Linked DNA regions of Mus musculus: region 1 is linked to region 2. A link is a loop called in an ENCODE intact Hi-C map of the cell type or tissue named here. Cell type or tissue: left cerebral cortex. All regions are shown on one strand. Each heading gives the region's core, and the rest is flanking DNA. Links, peaks and the distances in the headings are about the cores only.

Region 1 (2,911 bases), core at 113-2,612, 48 kb after region 2:
AAAGCTATTTAAAAGACAATAAAACTATTTTCATATACAGCAAGCTGTATTCAGAATGTGAGCCATAGTACACTGACCATGTCAGCATGGTTCATCCCCAACAGAGATCATAACCAGTTCTCTCTGTCTGTCTCTCTGTCTGTCTCTGTCTCTCTGTCTGTCTGTCTTTCTGTATGTCTCTGTCTCTCTCTCCTCTCTGTATGTGTGGTTACAATGTCATGATAATAGGCAAGATCAAGAAGTGAACTGAAGGCACCCTATCTTACAATGAAAAAAAACCACAAATGCTTAAAACCTAAGGTGTGTTCTATCAGGGATTGGATGAAATATGCAATCTGGAGGCAGTTGTTTTTAAGTAAGGAAAATATAGTGAGCAGGCACTGCCAATCAAATCCCTGGCCAAATCTTGGCAAGTTTTCTTTGCCAGTGTTGCCATCCCACGGACAGTGAGAAGCACTGTGGTGGTCCTTGCCTCCATTTCTCTTCCATCTCTCTGTGCTTACTTTCACTTTTGTCCCCACCGCCCCTTTTTTCTTTCTCATATCCTAGAAGAATGAGGTCTCAGGAGCATGGGAAGCAAGCAGCATCACACTCTCAAACAGGTTCAGAAGAGCAGCTGTTAATAATTCATGGCAGCCTTCCTTGGTTCCCTCTCCAAATACCGTGAACACAATGGACTCCTGTGTCACTAGAATACGAAACAATGACCTGTCTTATATCCACCCTGGGTTGGGCAGGGTGTGCCCTGGTCAGGAAGAGTCAAGAAAGAGCATAGAAGATACAGCAGCCACCATCACTCATGTCTCAAAAAACTTACTGGGCAGTCTTCCAAATTCTCATTATATATTTGTCCTGGTCTTTAAAAAAAATCAACATGATTAGCTACTTTGACAAATGCACTCCTCAAAATACAAACAGTGGTATTTTAAAATCATAAAAGTAAAAACAAAATTTTAAGTACTGTGTGCTTTGCTTATTTCACTGATATATGTATATATACCTGGAATCCATTTGTTAAAAAATCTCAATCTTTGAAAGGATTAACATACACTTTAAATGGAAATCTTCATATGACTAAGCTTTTCAAGTAGTTTCTTCTACTTAATATTTAACATTTACTTCACCTTTTGATTAAACCATTGGAACGGCTGGAAGAATTCCCATGTGGGAAAATACCACACTAGGAGTCAAAACAATTGTCAGCCACTAACAATCCAGCTCAAAGTGGTCAAACAAATTTTCTAGAGACAAAACATGGTGCCATGGTCACTAGGGAGGACTAGGAGGGACTGAGGCCCAGGAAATAGCATGTCAGGATGCCCTGACGGGAAGCTGTAGATAGGGAGAGAGCCTCGTAAACAAATGAGATTAAGGAAATCTGGAAATTAGAGAAAAGAGAAGAGGATGCCCGGGTCTGTACAAAGACGAGAAACTATAACAGGTTGGTGGCAAATCCTGTCTGCTTTTCTAGTTTTCCTGAGGATGAGCTCAGCTAAGAGAGCTAAACATTGCCTCTGCTGGCACAGGAGCAGCAGGATTCTGCTTCTGCCAGGAGGCGGAGGAGGTGTCCCGTGGGTTGCTGAATACCCCTTAGAACAAACCTCCAGGCTATTCTTTGTTTGACTGCTTTTCACAACCTTCTATGAGCAGCACTACACTCTTGTCCCCTCTTCTTGCCCAGACTGAGAACTTTTAGCATCATGTGAGAGTGACTCTAATTCCTCTCAGAATGCCACTGATATATACAAGAGGTTTTATGAATTCAGATTCAATCCATGAATTCATATTACAGCTAGCCCTCTTTGTCCTCAAATGTGCGTGCATACCATTATGTTTTTCTGTTCTTCTCAAATGATGCCCTTCATCCATCCTGATGTCTCTCCTTCCTCATTAATATTTAATTCTCGAATTATGTCAGAGCCCAGAACTCATTGCAATAACATCCCCTTTACTGTTAGTAAACATGTCTAATTAGTCATCCATATAAAATTCATCCCCTTAGGCAGAAGGACGGTATAATGCTTAGGCATACTTTTTCATATATAGAAGCACAGGTTTTGATTGCTACTCCATCTTCATCCTTCATGGTGTCCCACGACTATAAGTACTCAATAGAAATGTGTAATCCCAATGATTTATTCATTAATTCATTTACTCACGAAATGTCTGTTAAACAGCTATTGTCGGAAATAGTCTTTCAATTGGTAATAGTACAAAGATATGATCCTGTAGAGAATTTTAATCCAGGAATGTGGCTGTTTTGGCAAGGGATAATAGCCAAAGGTCTTCTAGGTCTGTGTGATCCCAGCTGGTAATACAGACACATCTTTAATCTCAGGAGACAGAGGGAAGCCAATCTCTGAGTTACTGGTTAGTTCATATTGTTGTTCCTCCTATAGAGTTGCAGACCCTTCAGCTCCTTGGGTGCTTTCTCTAGCTCCTCCATTGGGGGCCCTGTGTTCCATCCAATAGATGACTGTGAGCATCCACTTCTGTGTTTGCCAGGTACTGGCACTCCCAGTAACTGGAACCCTCTATCCTGAGTTTCCTGATTTAAAAGTTAGTCTAGTCTCTGTCTGCTTATCTTATCTTTCAGACTCTTGGAATACTCTCTGAGGATAGCCTGCCCATGCCACATACGTCCTATAAGAGTTATTCACCAATTTCACTTTTCACCTTTGAAAGGGAGTTGTCCGAGATCAGGTATATGATATGGTATATAGGTTTACAGATCTGATATGTTGACACTGCAGCTGTTCCCTCTAGACAGAAACTGGATCCTGAAGGTTCACAGCACTTTGAACAGAATGCCAGAGAAAGAGTTCATAGGAAGTAAGGAGAGGAAAGATACTAAAGACAGTTCCACAAAAACAGCTTTCTAGCTTTGGGCTCACAGGGCACAAGGTCAAGC
Region 2 (2,911 bases), core at 177-2,676:
TACCCTCCCATCCTGCAACCTGGATATTAACTGTTAAGAGTAAACATGTGTTTGTGCATGTGTGTAAACCAAATGATGGTAAGGTGAAGGTAAGGTATTTGACTAAACAAACAATACATCTTCTACTTTCTAAAACATTAGAGGTGCAAATGTAACCAAAGTGTAGGTTTTGAAAACAAAACAAAGCCTGGAGGAGGTTGCACATGCCTTTATTAATCCCAGCACTTGGGAGGCAGAGGCAGGCATATCCCTGAGTTCGAGGCCAGCTTGGTCTACAGAGTGAGTTTCAGGGCAGCCAGGGCTTCACAGAGAAACCCTGTCTTGAAAAGCAAAACAAAACAAAAACACTAAATGGGATTTGAGTCATCTAATCCAACACATGTAATAATGTGCCCATGATCATCAAGGTAGTTTGTGGTACAAAGCTACTATCACAGAATACCATCATTAAGTGCCTTTTTCCTTATTAAGGGTTTTTGTTGTTGTTTCATTTTGTTTTAAATAACATTTTCACTCTGGGAAAATAACCAGGAATGTTTTAGGAAGGTACCCACATCAATTACAGGAAACATTAAGCAGGCCTGAGATTGAAGTCATAAAATTCACACTTTCAGTTTGACTTAAGCTACTGTGCAGAGCTGGAAGAGAAGTAAAATGCAAAACAGGATACACCATATCAGTATAAAGTCAGAAAAATAGGATACAGAAAAAGCCTAAAAGTCAGTGTTTACCTAGTTGGGGAAACTATATTACACAAAAGCATTCAGCAAAGAAAACTCAATTTTGCTCTTAGGCTAAATTCCCACCCTATATACACAATGAGTCAACATCCTATCACAATCAAGTCCCTAAAACTACTTAGATTTTGTGTATTTTATGTCACCTTATTTTTGTGCTTTTAAAACAATTTTATCCTTTAAAAATCTGTCCACCGCACAGAAGACATCAGACAAGCCATCACTGGTCCCGATAGGAACAGGTGGTCCATGCTGCGTTCCTCGTCCTCTAGGCCACATGTCCCTATTCCGCCTAATCTCATTTCTGAAGCATTATTTCCGGTGGCCCAGATGGCTCTACGCACGCCAAAACGATCCACCTCAGGAGGATTAAGAACCCAAGGCCACATCTGGCATCCAGTGGGATGGTGGTGGAGGCTTACAGAATGGGGGAACTGCGGCCTGGCAAAAAGGTGAATCGGGAAGGTAGAAGCTCCGCTCTACGCCCGACTCCTCAATGTCACTCGGGAGAGATGGAGGTTCGCGTGGCATCACCCTCGCAGAGCCGGGGCGCTGAGCACGCGGCGCGGCCGGACAGCAGCCTCTGCCCGGCAGGGGCTTCAGCAGGCAAGACCCTCCCGGCGCTCACCCGTCACCCCGGGGCGACTCGCGCCGGCCACGGAGGGGAAGTGGGAGCAGGCGAGGGGCGCGGGCGGGGCCGGGCCTAATCACATGGCACAGCCGTCGCAGGCCGCCTGGCATCGCTTTCTTTCTCTTCCGCGAACCTCCGTTGCTAAGCCGCACCGCCACCGCCCACCGCCCAGGGCCCGACCCCTCCCCTCAGCCTCACCCACGCAACTCACTTGTCGCCCGCGGCCACCATCTCCTTGCCCTCGCTGTTGCCGAACGCGTCGGTCTCCCCCGGGCTGTCCTTGGGGCCCGGGGCTGCGGGTGGCGACGCCCCTGGCTGCTGCTGCTGCTGCTGCTGCTGCTGTGGCGGCGTACCCCCCTTCCCCAGCTCCTGTAGGATCTCCGAGGGCGAACTGGACAGGCCGCCCGCGCCGGGGCCCTTCGCGCGGCCGCCCCCGCCCCACCACGGGTGGAGTCGCGCAGCGGCCACCAGGCCAGCGGTCGGCCGGCTCCCGCCCCGGGGGCGCCGGCACAGCGTGCCGAGGGGCTGCGCGCGCCGCAGGACGGCTCCGACGGCGGCGGGCGGCCTTAAGAGCAGCTCCCGTAGCATCGCCGAGCCTCGCAGCCGCATCATACCGCCGGCGCCCGCTCGTCAGATGAGGATGCTTGGGGCGTGGGCGGCCGCTCTGCTCCCGGAACCGTGTCCCGCACGGCGGGGAGAGGACTGGAAAGAGAAAAAGTCCGGGACGGGGTGTGGCCCCAGCTCCGCCGCTCCCGCCGCCAACGCCGCCGCCCTCGCCGCCGCCGCCGCCCAGCCTGCAGCCAGCCGAAGTTGCTCTGGCCGCCGCGAGCTCCGCACTGAGACTGACGCTCAAGGGAGGGCTGGAGACATACCAGGCTCACCAACCGGGGGCGGGAGGACGCTGACGGCCTGCCCCCTGCAAGCTCTTCCATTGGCTCAGCCTGCCGACCTCTCTTCTGATTGGCTAGAGAATCGGTCAAATTTGTCTCCGCGCCCGTACGCAGTCCCGCTGGGTCCTGGAGGGCGGGGAGAAGGACGACTGACGTGTGTCAGCCCCGCCGACCGCTCTTCCCCCTTGCCTCGGGCCACCTGAGGCCAAGCTGGGCGAGGACCCGTAGCTCCGGAGTCTGGCCATTCACCAGGCAGGTGCGCTCCAGGGAAGCACGTCCTCCAGCTATTGAGGAAGCTGGAGTGCGCCTGTTCAGGCCGCCCAAGGCTGGAGGGAGGCTGGCGGTGGCAGATCGTCTGGTCCAAACCTACTGCTCGCCCCCTCGGTTAGGGGAATGTGTCCGCCCCTCTGAAGGCATCGGTTCTGCCAAGGCCGCCCTGACTAGCTTCATCCCTCTCCCAAATGTGCTTAAAACTTTCCATGGTTGGCTACTGCCCAGAAGCGAAATGTTTTGGAAAAAATGAGCAAAATCCTTTCAGCTATGCAACTTAAGACATTTAGAACGTTTGAGCGTAGGAACAACGAAGAATAGAGAAAAAGCCAGAGTAAGGGTGGATCTCTTCTATCTTCTACAAGATTTCTCCAAATCTTTTG

What was found. Hi-C counts contacts between places; a loop is a spot of excess contacts. Peaks named below come from ENCODE experiments on the same cell type or tissue, not always from the same donor. Only the 100,000 strongest peaks of a DNase experiment are listed, where the experiment ranks them.
Region 1: a loop joins it to region 2, with 2.1 times the contacts of the local background. A loop is called at or near these places in 3 of 42 quality-filtered maps.

Annotation. Positions count from the first base shown.
Region 1 is chr1:52,278,850-52,281,760 of GRCm38, forward strand. No RefSeq gene overlaps it. Among named protein-coding and RNA genes, the nearest start is that of Gm31867, 22 kb to the left of the region's middle. In left cerebral cortex, for the core only: a CTCF peak has its summit at 1,518; a DNase peak (open chromatin) is centred at 1,540; H3K27ac peaks cover 1,327 bases.
Region 2 is chr1:52,231,013-52,233,923 of GRCm38, forward strand. It overlaps Gls (glutaminase), which reads right to left and starts at 2,220. Exons shown (of 18, transcript NM_001081081.2): 1 at 1,580-2,220. The coding sequence starts at 1,980. In left cerebral cortex, for the core only: no CTCF peak of the experiment used is centred there; DNase peaks (open chromatin) are centred at 1,227, 1,442, 2,314 and 2,650; H3K4me3 peaks cover 2,500 bases; H3K27ac peaks cover 2,068 bases.